Regions from separate parts of the Mus musculus genome. Here region 2 is linked to region 1. A link is a loop called in an ENCODE intact Hi-C map of the cell type or tissue named here. Cell type or tissue: gastrocnemius. All regions are shown on one strand.

The links. Peaks named below come from ENCODE experiments on the same cell type or tissue, not always from the same donor. Only the 100,000 strongest peaks of a DNase experiment are listed, where the experiment ranks them.
Region 2: it touches region 1 in a loop (5-fold over the local background); 2 of 42 quality-filtered maps call a loop at or near these places.

What each region holds. Positions count from the first base shown.
Region 1 is chr7:57,330,983-57,338,982 of GRCm38, reverse strand. All of the region lies in intron 2 of Gabrg3 (gamma-aminobutyric acid (GABA) A receptor, subunit gamma 3), which reads left to right. Among named protein-coding and RNA genes, the nearest start is that of Gm39017, 33 kb to the right of the region's middle. In gastrocnemius, no CTCF peak of the experiment used is centred here; no DNase peak of the experiment used is centred here.
Region 2 is chr7:57,274,562-57,282,561 of GRCm38, reverse strand. The region is part of intron 3 of Gabrg3 (gamma-aminobutyric acid (GABA) A receptor, subunit gamma 3); the gene reads left to right. It overlaps Gm39017 (a long non-coding RNA gene), which reads left to right. Exons shown (of 2, transcript XR_882092.2): 1 at 1-3,965; 2 at 5,365-6,241. Among named protein-coding and RNA genes, the nearest start is that of Gm39017, 24 kb to the left of the region's middle. In gastrocnemius, no CTCF peak of the experiment used is centred here; a DNase peak (open chromatin) is centred at 4,928.

The DNA of each region.
Region 1 (8,000 bases):
GGGTCTTATCATTTTTTTCAGCTTCCTCTTCCATAGAGTTCACTAACTGCTGATGGGAGACGTTACATTTAGGACCTAGTGTTCCAAGGAGTCTCACTCTCTGTACAATGTCCAACTGTATTGGTTCCCATTTAATGTAAGAGAGATTTCCTTTAATGATGGCTGAGCAAGGCCTGTGTGTGTGTGTGTGTGTGTGTGTGTGTGTGTGTGTGTGTAACAGAAGAGCCTTAGGAGTCATTTTATGGTTACACTCATTTAGTAAAACGGTAGCATTTCATTTTTTCTCTAGGTCCCTGGCCTTGGTGTCTTTTCTAGTATTCCTTTTTTGTCAACATTGATCAATGATATTGGTCTACCATTTTCTTGACTTTGGTGTCAGGCAACTAGGATTTATTTCATGGGCTAAGTTTGGAATGTTCCCTCCTTTTATCTTTGGAAAAGTTTGAGAAGGATTCATATCACAATGTAAACATCCAGCTCTTCTGTGGTGGAGAATTTTCATGGAGACTTCAATTTTAGTCAAGGTATAGCTCAGATATTTCATTTCTGTGCTTCTGTAATGGTAGATTATATATTTCTTGGGATTAGTCCAGTTCTTCCTGGTTGTCTAATTTGTTTTGGAGTTTCCAGTTCAGTTTTAAGTGAAATTGCACAATGTTGTGAAACCCTTTTCATTTCTATGAAATCAGTTGAATGTATCCTCTTTCATGTATGATCTTAATAACTTCTCTATTCTTATAAAGCAGTCTTACTAAAGCTAACACCTCAAGTAGTATACTTAATAGGTGTGGAGAGAGTGCAAAACCTTGATTTGTTCCTGATTTTCCGGGAAATGCTTTTTTTTTCTACATTTATGTAGATAATGATTGTGGGCTTGCAGGAAATTGCCCTTATTACATTGAGGTATGCTCCTTTTATGTCTAGTCTTTCTAAGACTTCTATCATGAAAACATGTTAGATTTTTATCAAAGGCCTTTTCTGCTTCTAATGAGGTGATCATGTGTTTTTTGTCTTTCAGTCTTTTTGTGTGGTAGAATACTCTTAATTGGTTTATATATGCGGAACCATGCCTGCATCTCTGAGATGATGCCAACTTGATCATGGTGGTTAATCTTTTTGATTCAGTTTACAGTATATGTATAAATGATGTTGCTCTGTAATTTTTCTGTTGTTTGTTTTTGTTTTTGTTTGGTCTTCCTGTAGTTTGTGGATTAGGAAAATAAGAATTTTATTTTAAAAAAAAAGTAGGGGGGGTGCACTGGAGAGATGACTCAGAGGTTAAGAATGCTAGCTGCTCTTCCAGAGGCCCTGAGTTGAATTATCAGCAACCACATGGTGGCTTATAACCATCTGTAATGAGATCTGGTGTCCTCTTCTGGGCTGCAGGCATACATTAGGCAGAATCTTAAAAAACAAACAAACACACACACAAACAAACAAAACAAGGAAATGTTCCTTCCGTTTCTGTTTCATGAATAATTTTAAAGAGTTCTTTGAAGATTTTGTAGAATTGTGTACTTTTGGCCCTGGAATGTTTTGGTTGGGAGACTTTTAATTACTGGTTCTATTTCCTGGGGTGGGGGTTATAAGTGTGTTTAAATTAGAAGAAATTCATCCATTTCCTTTAGGTTTCCAGTTTGATGGAGTACAGATTTTTAAAGTATGTTCTTACAGCTAACTAAATTTCCCCTGTGAAGTTTATAATATCCGACTTCTGATCTCAATTTTATATGTTTAGATATTTTCTCTTCGTCTTTTAGTTTATGCTGCTAAGGTTTCCTCAATCTTTTTTTTTTTTTTTCAGAGAACCAGCTATTCATTTAACTGATGGTATTTGTTTTGATTTTTGTGCCTATTTAATTGATTTCAGTGCTAAATTTATTTCTTTTTGTTATTTTTTCTAATTGTTCTAGAGTTTAAAATAATATATTAAAGTTATATGATATTAAGTTGCTAGCATGAGATTTCTGCAGTGTTTTTATGTAGGCACTTAGTGTTGAGATCTTGCCTCTTGTTTCTTGCCTTCATTGTTTCACTGGTCTGGCTATATTATGTTTGAACTTCAATTCAATTCTAAAAGTTTTTAAATTTCTTTCTTGACTTTTTTCTTTTGACCCATCTTTTCATTCAGAAGTGAGTTGTTCACTTTCCATGAGTTTGTAAGCTTTCTGTTTTTGGTTTTTGTTTGTTTGTTTGTTTGTTTGTTTCTGTTTTGAGATATCCAGCTTTAATCTGTGGTGATCTGATCATTTTGCTTATATCTGTTAAGGCTTGCTTTCTGTCCAAGTATCTAGTCAAATTTGGATAAAGTTCCATGAGCTGCTGTGGGAAAAATATTTTTGTGTGTTTGTGTGAAATGTCTTGTAGATGTCTTCTAGGTCCATTCGATTTATGACATTATTTAACTCGCACTTTTCTGTTTGGTTCTGTCTGGATGACATGTATATGGATGAGAGGGTAGTATTCATGTCACTATCACTGTGTGAAATTAAATTTGTGATTTTAGTTGTAGTCCTGTTTCTTTTATGAACTTTGGTGCCTTGGTCCTTGGTCCATAAATGTGCAGAATTGCAATACCCTCTGGGTGGATTTTTCCTTTAGTGACTATGCAGTATTTTTTCCTATCTATTTTGATTAGTTTTGCTTTGAAGTCTGTTTTGCTTTGTTTTTTTTGTTTTTTGTTTTTTCCCGGAGATACTAAAATTACTACACTGGCTTCTTTTTTGTTTTTGTGTTTTGTTTTGTCTTGTTTTGTTTTTGGTTACATTTGCTTAGAATGGCCCTTTTCTATTCTTTTACCTTGAAAGATGTCTGTTCTTCATAGGAAGTAAGTTTATTGTATGTAGCAGAAAGATGGATCCCTCTTTGTAATCCAGTTTGTTTGTCTGTGTTTTTTATTGAAGAATTGAACCATCTATATTGTGAGTTGTCGAAAGCAGTGCTTTTTGATTCCTGTTTTGTTGTTAAGGTGTGGGATGTTTCCCCAATTTTGATTTATTGTTCTTGGATAATTTATTTCTTGTGTCTTCTTGGATGTGGTTAACCTCTTCAAACTGAAGGTTTCCCTCTAGTGCTCTCTGTAGAGCTGGATTGGTTGGTAGATAGAAATTTAAAAAAAAAGTTTTTGTCATGGAATATTCTCTGCCAATTGTGAGTAATAGTTTTGCTGGGTTTAATACTCTGGGCTGGCATCTGTGGTCTCTTAGAGTTTGAAGAACATCCATTCCCCCCAGGCTCTTCTGGCTTTCAGAGTCTTCATTGAGAAGTCAGGTATCATACTAATGGGTCTGCCTTTATACATGACCTGGGCAGCTTTTAATATCCTTTCTTTGGTTTGTACGTGATTATTATGTAGGTGTCATGGAGAAGTTTTTTCTCATCTTGTTTATTTACTGTTCTGTATAACTCTATACTTTGGCATTTCTTCCTTTAAGTTTCCAAATTTTCTTCTAAGATTTTGTTGTATTTTCTGTGCCTTTGACCTGAACTCATTCTTTTACCGCTGTACCTATTATTTGTATATTTAGTCATTTCATAGTATCCTACATACCCTTGGTATATCAGCCTTTTTTTTTAACACACTTAACACTTTATTTGACTGAGCTAACAATTTCTTCTACTTTGCCTTCAACACCTAAGATTTTCTCTTCCTCAAGTTTTCATTTACAATTTTATTTCTGTTTGAGTGCTCCTTGGTGATTCTCTTTCTGTGTATAACTCTACTTTCACATTAAAATTGTTTTATTTCATTATACTGTTTGCATTTTCAGATCTTTGAATTGGGGATTTATTCACATCCTCTTTAAAGTCCTTAAACATGGTCATAATTGCTATTTTGAAGTCCTTGAGTTGTGGTTCAGCAGTATTGCATTCTCATAGCCTCCTGCAAATAGGATTACTGGCTTCTAGAGGAGGCATATTGCCTTGGATGTTCATGTTAAAGTTTTTTGTTGTTCTTCTTGGGGTGTAGGCATCTGGAGCTATGAAGTATATGGCATTGAGGTGTTTCTTTATGTTTGTATAAGGTCCTCTCTGTGTCTCTCTCTGTCTCTCTCTCTCCCTCTCTCCCTCCCTCTCACTCCCCCCTCTCTCTCACACACACACAGGTGTGTGTGTGTGTGTGTGTGTGTGTGTGTGTGTGCATGTGTGTTCTGTTTTGTGATTGCTCTTGCCTTTTCTGGGTCCTAGGCAACTATGATGGCTATGGGAATGCTGCTGCAGGTCTCAGGGTGATAGAAAGGAATTCATAAAAGCTAGCAGAAAAATACTGGGAGAGTCTTGGGGAAGATCTAGGAAGACATGAGTCTATACCAAGAGATAGATTCCCCATGAAATGGAGAAGGACAAAGAATAACTCTGGAGAGACAGGACTGAAAGGGCTAGTGAGACCTTGGGTTCAGATCAAGAGGTGGAGTCCCAAATGGAGGGAGGGAGGGAGGGAGGGAGGGAGGGAGGGAGGGAGGGAGGGAGGGAGGGAGGAGGGACTTCAGTAAGCAGGGTGCTTACAGACTGCTACAGGACTGAGAGTAGGTCTGGAGAGATTGTAAAGGAGGACAGGAAGAATAGGGACAATCATTTTCCTGAGTTCTAGATCAATAAAGCCACTGGGGGTTCGTGGTGGAAAAGTGTTTCTGTAGATCAGTTCCTGACACAAAGGAAAAGAGATGACCTGACACTGGGGGATCCTTGGGAAAGAACTAAGCTGGTTCCCCACCAAGAGGTGAAGTCCCTTCACAATGGAGGAAGGGCTCCTGCAGTCAGGCTGAAGGACAGAGAATAAGCCTGGGGAGGCAGGGATGAAGGGTAAGGAGACCCCCACGCTAAGAGGTAGAGTTTCAGGGAATCTGGACTCTTGCTCTCTATTTCCCTTTACCATGAGTTTTACTCCTCATTCCTCTCTGTTAACTTCATGTGTCTGAACGATCTAATATTCTATACATATGGTTTTTATCCTTGTTGTGTCTTTGTCCTGTTGCAACACCCACTTCCTCATTCTGGGATGACCTTATTTCAATTTTGTGACAGTTGTTGTCTGTCCAGAGTTTAGCATTACTATTCTGATTGTGTCTCTGTTTTATGAAATAGCCTTTAATTATTTAACTTTTAGCCTGTGTTTTTCATGTATCATAAGTGTGTCCCATGGAAAAAGCATATATCAGAATCTTGGACTTTATACAGTCAATCTTAATCTTTTAATTATCATGTAGTATGTCCTATTTGTAGCAATTATTTATTCTAGGAGGGATACACAGATGCTACCACATAGGATGTCAGAGAACAACCTAGAGGTGTCAGTTCTCTTCTTTTATCATGTGGGTTCTTGTAGTTCAAGGACTTGTCTCAAGTCCTCAGACAAGATGGTGAGCACCTTTACCCTTCAGCTGGCCAAACCGATATCAACTTAACATCACTTGTATAAAACAGATATACTTGTTGACTGTGTTCTCAGAGGCCATTTGACCTCTTACCCTATTTCTTGTAATTTTAAATTCAGACAAGACCGAAGTCAGTCTCTGTTTGCAAAAGCCAGGTGGTGCAAAGTCTTCATCTTTCTCTTTCATCAGGGAGAAGTTTGGAGTTGCAATTTCTTTTGAATATGCCAACCTGACTGGGGATCCAGCAAACAATACTGTGAATGTCCCCAGCAGGATTTACATGCCTGGGTCTGTATTTCAAAGGTGCCAGAGAGCCCTGTCATCATTTCTGGTGTTGCCACAGAGGCAATTGTTCATGTGTGGTCACTGAGCTGCCATCTTTGGGTTTGGAGAGTTCAGGTCATCCTGTCCTACCTCTTGCTCATGTCACCTTGTTTCTGCTTTAACAACCATGGTGAGAATTGCTAACTACTAAGGGCTGAAACTTACAGAGGAGAAGTGGGGAAAGAGCGTCGAAGATATGGGCACAGGGGTAAAAATTCCTGAATTGAACACCAATGGCTGGTGCTGTAAGATCAAGAATCAACAAATGGGACCTCATAAAATTGCAAAGCTTCTGCAAGGCAAAAGACACCGTCAATAAGACAAAACAGCAACCAACAAATTGGGAAAAGATCTTTACTAATCCTAAATCTGATAGGGGGATAATGTCCAATATATATATAGAACTCAAGAAGTTGGACTCCAGAAAACGAAATAACCCTATTAAAAATGGGGTACAGAGCTAAACAAAGAATTCTCAACTGAGGAATACCGAATAGTTGAGAAGCACCTAAAAAAATATTCAACATCCTTAATCATCAGGAAATGCAAATCAAAACAACCCTGAGATTCTACCTCACACTAGTCAAAATAGCTAAGATCAAATACTCAGATGACAGCAGATGCTGGCAAGGATGTGGAGAAAGGGGAACTCCTCCATTGCTAGTGGGACTGCAAGCTGGTACAACCAGTCTGGAAATCAGTTTGGCGGTTCCTCAGAAAACTGGACATAGTTCTACCGTAAGATCCAGCAATACCACTCCTGGGCATATACCCAGAAGATGCTCCAACATGTAATATCACATGCTCCACTATGTTCATAGCAGCCTTATTTATAATAGCCAGAAGCTGGAAAGAACCCAGATGTCTCTCAACAGAGGAATGGATAAAGAAAATGTGGTACATTTACACAATGGATGGATCTGGAGGATATCATCCTGAGTGAGGTAACCCAATCACAAAAGAACACACATGATATGCACTCACTGATAAGTAGATATTAGCCTAGAAGCTCAGAATCCTTCTTAGATTGGGGATCAAAATACCCATGGAAGGAGTTACAGAGACAAGGTGTCGAGCAGAGACTGAAGGAATGATTACCCAGAGACTGCCGAACTTATTCAGGAATTCCCCCCCCCCCTGTTTACCATCCCATAAACAGTCATCAAACCCAGGCACTATGGTAGATGCCAACAAGGAGCCTGATATAGCTGTCTCCTGAGGGCCTCTGCCAGTGCCTGGCAAATACAGAGGTGGATGCTCATAATCATTCATTGGATGGAGCACAGGGTCCCCAATGAAGGAGCTAGAGAAAGTACCCATGGAGCTGAAGGAGTCTGAAGCCCCATAGGAGGAACATCAATATGAACTAACCAGTACCCCCAGAGATCCTTGGAACTAAACCACCAATCAAAGAAAACACATGGTGGAAGTTATGGTTCTAACAGTATATGTAGCAGAGGATGGCCTAGCTGGTCATCAATGGAAGGAGAGGCCCTAGATCTTGTGAAGGTTCTATGCCCAATATAGGGAGAATTTCAGGACAGGGAATGGGAGTGGGTGGGTTGGGGAGCCGGGGGAGGGGGGAGGAGATAGGGGATTTTCAGAGGGGAAACTAGTTAAGGGGATAACATTTGAAATGTAAATAAAGAAAATATCTAATAAAATAAAAGAAATAGAATTACACACTGAACACCCTAAGGGGGTGGCGAGAAAGTATATGTAGGCCATGACTGAAAGGTTCAGAGTTGCCACCCACAGTTCCGGGAGTAAGTTAGGCTGGATCTGTATACCCTAATAAGCAGAAACAGATGGCTCGACAATCCTCTCACAGAACTGGAATGGGACCAGCAATAATGCTGACTTCACCCACATTGGCCTTCCAGTGATCAGCTGAGTCAGTTTTGCATTGACCCAGAGACTTGGCAACTCTTTCTGATTAGCAAGTTTGCCTATTATGTACTTCTTACTGTAGTTCTTAAACTATTTCCCCAAACCTAGAATTTTCCAAGTTGGGAAAATTCATGCTATCATTTACACATTACCCACAGATCTAATGTAAGCCATAGAAACAGAAATGAATTTTAAGGAGCCTGCAGTGATTACTTGTGGTGATAATTATGATCATGATTATGAAGATGATGGATACTAAAAATAATAATAATATATTCTCACTGAATTCTTTGTTCTGTAAAATACCATTAAGCCTCTCTACCAAAGTAGAGAATTTAGAAATTGGGTTCAGACTTGCTTTCTCCTCTACTCAGGTTGCCACATCTTGGAAAGCTACCCCACACAATCTGT
Region 2 (8,000 bases), 56 kb after region 1:
CTGTGTCTGTCTTCTCTCATGATAGTCATTGTTCTCAAAGGAAGCACACCACCCCTGTTTCCTTGGTAGCTGAATGATAGCTCTGCCTTGCCTTAATTGGTAGCATGTGGTGAACTGAACAAGGCAGCAAAACCAGCTTCCAAAGCCACCAGCATCCTCTTGTTGCCCAGTCCAGTATAGCCTTTAGTCTCAGATTGACTGCCCTGTCTCAGCTGGTAAACCCAGTAGGTCCCTAGCTCTGTACCGTACCCTGGACATATGCATGAGTGAACAAATAAATGAGTGGTTAAAACTTGGTGAAGAGATGGAGGCATATATTCAGTCCTATTTAATTCTTTTTTAAATCATATGTTTATTTAAGCATATACCATCACCAGTATATACCACCTTCCCCTCAAGTACCATGATACTTCTATGGATGCCAGAGGACAACCTGAAGGAGTCAATTCTCTCCATCTATCATGTAGGTACTAGGGATCAAGCACAGTCATCAACTTTATGGCAAGGGCTCTACCTCCTGAGCCACCTCACTAGCCTGGTTCTTCTGTTCTTAATTCTGCTCTACATTCTTAATGCTATTGGATGTGGATTCTGGATGGAGCATTTAGGTAAAGCAGAGTGGGTGTAATGGTTTGTACATGCTTGACCCAGGAAGTGACATTATTAGAAGGCGTGGTCCTGTTGGAGTAGGTGTTGTCTTGTTGGAGTACGTGTGCCACTGTGGGTGTGGGTTTTAAGACCCTTATCCTAGTTGTCTGGAAGTCAGTATTTTACTAGCAGCCTTCAGATGAAGATGTAGAACTCCCAGCTCCCCCTGCACCATGCCTGCCTAAATGCTGCCATGCTCCTGCCTTGATGATTATAGATTGAATGTCTGATCCTGCAAGCCAGCCCCAATTAAATATTATCCTTATAAGAGTTGTCCTGGTCATGATGTCTGATCACAGCTGTAAAACCCTAACTAAGACAGTGGGGCTTGCAATATTCGGAAACTTTGCCCAACATGGAACTTTATCTCTGAAAACCTGAAATGATAGGAAGTTGTTAAATTATCCTGGCATGAACTAAGGGTGTGGTTAGTGGGCAATGTTTAATAAGTATGTCCTAAAGCTCTAAGGTCAACTCTTTAGGTTTCCTTAAAAAAACATTTTCAGGTCTTTGTTTATTCTCTGGTGTCATCCCATGAGTTTCAGCTAACTTTGTCTTGTTTTGAAGAGATATAAGCTTTTTGTTTCTAAAGGAAGAAAAGTAAAGAAAACTGTACCAAGCAGAATTTATCGGCCCACTAAGGGAGATTCTGGCCATCTTTGGGGTACCCATGACACTGTTAGCCAGAATGGTTCTGATAGACTATTACACTTAGCCAAGCAGTAGGAAAGTAACCTCAGCGTTTCTTTTGTCCTGCCTTCCACTGCAGTCCTCTGTGGGGAATTTAACTCAACAGCTACAACATTGTGTGAATGCCAATTCCCATGGTGGTGGTGTTGGGGGAACAGTCAATTTAAGAATGCCAGCTTAGATTCATTCTGCAAGGGGTAAACATTCTTTGAGCGAGGCAATGTGGTTGCTTCCTACTCCCAGGAAATGGCGGATATTGATCCCTCATACCTCAACAGTAACGTTCAATGAAAGTCAGAATAAATGAGCTGAAGTGCCGTTGCCTTGTTTGGTAGGATTAAAAACTGGGCTTCTGGGAAACATCTCTGAATTATTTATATTCATTTTTCCCCTAATTCATTCTAGAGCTAGCTGTTCTTAAGAGAGCAGTTATATTTGTATAAACCTTGCTTACTGCTAACTGCGTGACTATGGAATCAAAGCATCATCTCAGCTATTCTCTCCTTTTCTGACTATTCACCAGCCAGGATGACCTTCTGTCTCTGGCTTTTGGAGGCTGAATCATTCTCGAGTGATGCTGCTAACTGATCTGGAAGAACAGCTGGCCCATATACAATCAATCAAGCATCTACTGATGTTTGGAGCTATTAGGACCACTTATGATTTGGTGCTAATGCATGTTTATGACACAACTTAAATGTTCCTAAAAATAAGGAAAAGATTGACTTGTCAAAACAGATGCCTTGAAAATGACCCTTCTGGGCCCCTGAAGACATTTCCAGAAATGACTCAGGGGTCTGTCACAGGGGATGGCCTTTATGTCTCGGGATGGGTGTTTCTGTGCTGGAGGAGCTGCCACTGCTGCCATAGCGGGGCAAATGAGATGAAGAATGGGCGCCACGTGAATCGGGACTCACACACACAGCCACTTTTTCTGCAGCCCTGTCTGCTCTGCCTTGTGAAAAGGCAGTGCTCTCACCTGTGTGACTTTCCTTGTTTTTCTTGATTATATCCTTTGAAATTCTTCAAGTTGTAAAAATGTAAAATGTGTATCTTTTAAAATTTTTGTAGGATTGGGGGTGTAACTAGGTAACAGGGCAATTCCATAGCATGCCTGCAACCTTAGGTTCTCTCCTCTATACCGCAAGTGGAAATCTTGGGCATGGCTACATTCATGTTACGTGGACAAGTGTACAGGCATCATGTCATAGATTATTGAGACAAACAGAATCTCAAAGAAGCAACAGATGCAAACAATTTCAACTCAGTCTGACTGTGAGAAAGTAAAGACTTATTTGATGAGTATCCTTCCAGACTACAAAAAGTAGTGTTCACGTGATGCATGTATCAACTGACAGATGAATAAATGTCATCTAGAGTTTTCTTTGTATGAATACATCAGCATGCATCACCACCCCAGCCAAATCCCCCACTGCAACTCTGCCTTTCTGGTCCAGGGAGAGTGTTGCTGTCTGAATCCAGGACATGTGAGGTTTGTTAAAGATGTATTTTTCCTGGATGCAAGGTGGACCAGTGTCACCCAGATCAGACGAACTTAGAGGAGGAAGACTGGATATCCAGAGTTGTTGGAGAAGAGTCGGCTCCCAAGTGAGGACAATCCATCCTTTGCTAATACTATGGTGTGCCTCTGGCTACATGGTTTGTAAAGAACAGAGGTTCATTCACTTCATGGTTCTGGAGACTGGGGAATCTAAGGGCATGATACTAGCATACAGACAGGGCCTTCTTAAAGGGCATGAGAGAGACTATCACATGAGGACACAGGGCTTGGAATTGTCTTCTCATGAGGACACTAATGCCATCATGGAGGCTCTGCCTTCATGACACTTCTTACCCTAACCATGTCCCCTAACATGTCACCTCCAAATGCCATCAGTATATAGATTGGGGGTAGAGGGGGGTATGTTTTCAGCTCATGAATTTTTAAGGAACACATTTAAACCAAAGCAGAGAAGTATCTAGTTTCCACTAATGTCACCTTCTCTGTAAAATGAAATATTTTGTGATGTCCTAAGTGAAGTCTCAACCTTTTAATGGGCTCTCAGTGTTGTAGAAAGACAAGGAAAGCTCATCCAAGTCTGTGTTTCTTAATGGTCCAAGTGCAGGTGGCATCGCACAGGGACTGTTCCGGAGTGTAGGCATTATGACCTGTCAAGTTAGATTTTTATCACCCCCAGTGATTGTGGCCACATGGGACATATAAGTACTCTTTTCTCTTGTATTCAGTCACACAGCATTGTGCAATATGAGTTAAACCATTTTATTTTCAGGGAACATGTGCAGAAGACATTAGTAAGCGAAATTAGCTTTTGAGCAAACCAGCTAGAAGATAAAATTGATCTGAAGGAAAATTCAAAGAGCAAATAAGTATACAGACCATCAGGAACATGTGATAAATATGCCAAACTGGGGTGAGGTCGCCAAGAGTCATTGGTGGTACTCATCCTGCCAGACTTAAAATGCCCAACAGCACCCAGACACCCAGCAGAGCTGGCTAGAAGTCACAGTCACAGGTGGGTGATGTCCTTTTACGAGTTCACTCAGTGAGATTATCACCGGACTCCAATGGCTCACTAAGACCACAAAGGCATGGCAGCTGCTTACAGGTAACCATTTTGTGTTTCTCAACCTCATTGAGCCTAAGATCTGAAATTAAGTTGTAGTGCTATTTTTAAAAACTAGGAAATCCACATTCTTAAAGAAGAGAAATAATTTCTTTCAAATATAAAATGTTTCCATAAGGTGGGTATATGAAGATACAAAGTTTATGCTGCAGACAAATACAAAGACAAGATATATCTCTGGTGGGGCTTGGGGAGCCACTACACAAATGTCCAAGAGATAACTGAGGCATGAGGTTAACTTTAAGGCAGCCTGTGAACTAGGAGATGCTTACCTCCCCAAACAGGCTTTGCCTCTCCGTTTATAAAGCAGCGTGAAAGACAGACCCCATCAGTGGATATTGTAGCGCTAAGGTTAACATGTAGAGAGAAGCAGAGTATGCATTTTATACATATAGGTGTGCACATGCACATGTCAAGAGACATTTATTATGAACATAATTTTTTTCAGAACAAGATTAGAGCAAAAGGGTCATAAGTTTTTGTCTCCTTTTGATGTGGAAAAGTGCATGCCCACGCCTATGAATATATATCCATTTCTGTGGAAATGATGCCCACATACATATATGTTTAATAGCATATGTGTGTGTACTTGTGCATTTTGTTTCTTGGCTTTATTTGACGGTAATGTTGTGCCATGAGCTACTTCTGCTTGCCCTTCTCTACCAAGCAGGTCAAGCCAACAGAGGCCAATTCACAAGGTTACAGTGATTCTGTGGAGGATATAGGGTTCCCTCACCATTCCTGGTAGCAGCGAGTATCTTGAATGTGGCCTTGAGTGTCATGAGTCCCAGAGAAACCTAGGGAACCCTTCCTTTCATTAGTAGTCAGACAGACAAACAGATCTTGTGGCAAATTCAGTACTACAGTGGCCTTTCCCATCAGGTCTCAGTTCAGGCAAAACCGGAGTGCAGCTGCCAGGGTAGCCCGCACTCCCCTGGGAGCATTTCAAAAGGTGAGGTATTTTTCTGGGCAGGAGGAAGCAAGAATCTCCTGGCACAGGCATAAATTATGCTAAGCTGGACTTAGCACGTTTCATTCTGGGATCCTTTCCCAACACAATCTGGCTCATCAAGATGAAGGATTCCCTACTTCTGCTAGTCTTCCTTTTAAAAAAATTTAATACTATAATTACAATATTCCTCTGTTCCCTTTCCTCCCTTCAAACCTTACCAAGTACCCTTCCTTGTTCTCTTCCAAATTCAGGATCTCTTTTTTTTCATTAATTGTTATTGTGTGCACATAAGCATTTATATTCCTATCTATAACCTACTTAGTCTGTATAAAGTTATTTTTATAAACATTTTCAGGACTGAGCATTTGGTAATGGATAATCACTTGGTGTGCTCTTTTCATGGGTTAAGACTATTTCTCCTGGTTCCAGGATTCCTTAGTTATCTGCATCGAAGTCTTGGGGAACATTGAAGAATTGTTGGATAGGAAGATTAGAAGAGCTGGAAGATCAGGCTGTGTGCCATGAGATTGAATCTTTCAGTAATATCATGAACTGCACCCATAAAGCGTCACCACTACAACTGGCCAAATAAGAGCCAAACCAGAATTACATCACTGGACTTGCCAAAGTGGAAAGGGAAAAGCCCAAAAGGACTAAGCCCTATACCAAGTACTACTGTCTTTATATCCAAGTGCAAGAACACTGTTCTGTGGGGGAAACAAGGGTTTCTGGGTTTCCCCAAGTGGTGGGTCAGGTTTTTTAGTCCCTTTCTTGAATGAGTAAGGGAGTAGTTATTTAACATTGCCTGGCTTTCCTCCTTGAACTTAGAACTCCCATGGTCTTTTAAGAATTGAATTGCTTCCAATGTCCTTTCTCTAATTGTCAGGGAATTAGAATTAGACACATGGCACGTTTCTCTCCATGGTGACCACAGAGTTCTTAAAACACCCCTGAACACTGCTGTTCTGCATCTGGAAGCACTTCTATCTATCAAAGACAGGGTGGCAGGTGGCACCTTAGCACAATAGCACTCTCTTGTCAGTCCAGGCAAGGAGGAAAGTGGGTAGGCTGTTGAGGTTTGGGGAGACAGTGCTTGTCACCCCATGCATGCCACTCCCAGTAAACCTGTTTTCAAAATGTGACTTTGCATGAATGACATTTCTTCTTCTGTATCTTTGGACATGGAATTATGTTTGCCATTCAGAAGTCTTGGGAGTATTTTGTCAGTTTCATGATATTTTTTTAGTTTAGGCCTAATGGTGTTCAATAATAAAACACATCCTGATGGGATCTACAGTGTGCATAACTGCATGTGGCTCTGTGTGATTTACTACCTAATGCTATCAAAGTTGATGTTAGCTCTGCATTTAAAGTGACATGATTCACCTGAAGCATTTAGATTTCCCTTTTTTGTTTGTTTTCTTTTCTTTTTATTTATTCGCTTTACATCCTGATCAAAGTCCCCTTGCTCCTCCTAGCCCCATCCTCAAATACCCCTAACCCTATAACTCCTTCCCCTTCTCTGAGAAGGGGAAGCCTCCCATGGGTGCCAACCCACTTTGGCACAGCCAGTCACTGTAGAACTAAGCATATCTTCTCCCACTGAAGCTGAACAAGGCAGCCCAGCTAGGGAATGGGATCGAAAGCTAAGCAACAGAGTCAGAGACAGCCCTCATTCCAATTGTTAGGAGAGCCAATGAAGACCAAGCTTCACGTCTGCCACAGATGTTTAGGGAGCCTAGGTCTAGCCCCTGAATGCTGCTTGGTTGTTGGTTCAGTCTCTATGAGCCCTCAAGGGGCCTGGTTAGTTGACTCTGAAGGTCTTTTTGTGGTGTCCTTGACTCCTCTGGCTCCTTCAATCCTTCTTTGAACTCTTCCACAAGTCTTCCGAGCTCTGCCTAATGTTGGGCTGTAAGTCTCTGCATCTGTTTCCATCAGCTGCTGAATGAAGCCTCTCAAAAGACAGTTATGCTAGGCTTCTGTCTGCAAGTATAGCAGAGTATCATTAACATCATCAGGTGTTGGCTTTCTCCCATGGGGTAGGTCTCAAGTTGAGCTGGCCATGCCCTCACTCTGTGCTGCATCTTTATCCCTGGATATCTTGTAGGCAGGACTTTTTGGGGTTGAATGATTTATGAGTAGGTTGGTGTCTCCATCCACTGGAAGTCCCCCCTGGCTACAGGAGGTGGGCAATACAGTCTCTATATCCTCAGCAGCTAGGAGCCTCAGCTAGGGTCACCCCCATGAACTCTTGGTAGGCTCCCCCATCCCATGTCTCCAGCTCATCACAGAGATCTCCCCCACTGATTTCTCTATTTGTGTTCTCTCTTCCAGCTTTCTCCCACTCTTCCACTCCCACCACCTTACTCTCCCCACACCTGATTGGCACCCCTTTTCCCGCACAGTTCCCTCCCTCCATTTACCTCTAATGTCTGAGGTAAATTTTTATATCCCCTTCTGAATGAGAGTCAAGCATCCTCCCTTGGGCCTCCGTTACTTACCTTCTTTGGGATTGTGGATTGTAGCATGGTTATCCTGTACTTTCTTAAGCAGTGCATGATCGTATACAAACAATCCAAATGCTCTTCCTGTTTGTCCTTTAGCAGGGTACAACTGTAGAAGCATCTGCGGAGGCACAGATGAATCAATTAAACTGATAGGATGCATTTACATAATAATTAAGAATCTTGGGAAGAAATCAGAAAAGTAAATGTCTCAGTGATAGGTGCCCCCATTTATCCCTAGATTAAAGAAAGACCACTACTTAATTACCTAACCTGTGTTCATATGTATCCCATTTTAGCCCCCTACCACTGGCTACGTCTGCTCCTCTCTGTTTTGGCATTCTGCAGCACGAGAGGCCTGGCTTAGTGGCTCTGTGTCTCCTCCTCTGACTAATGTGGAAGAGTCTGATCATTCATTCACAGTACACTCTGTGTTTCAAAATCTGTGCTCCTTTGTATCCTAGGCAACCATGAGAGCAGATATTTCAGAATGACTGGGTCTCCCCTATGTTTATGTCACTACCCCTAATTCCTTGTTTTGACTCTCTGAGACCAAAATCA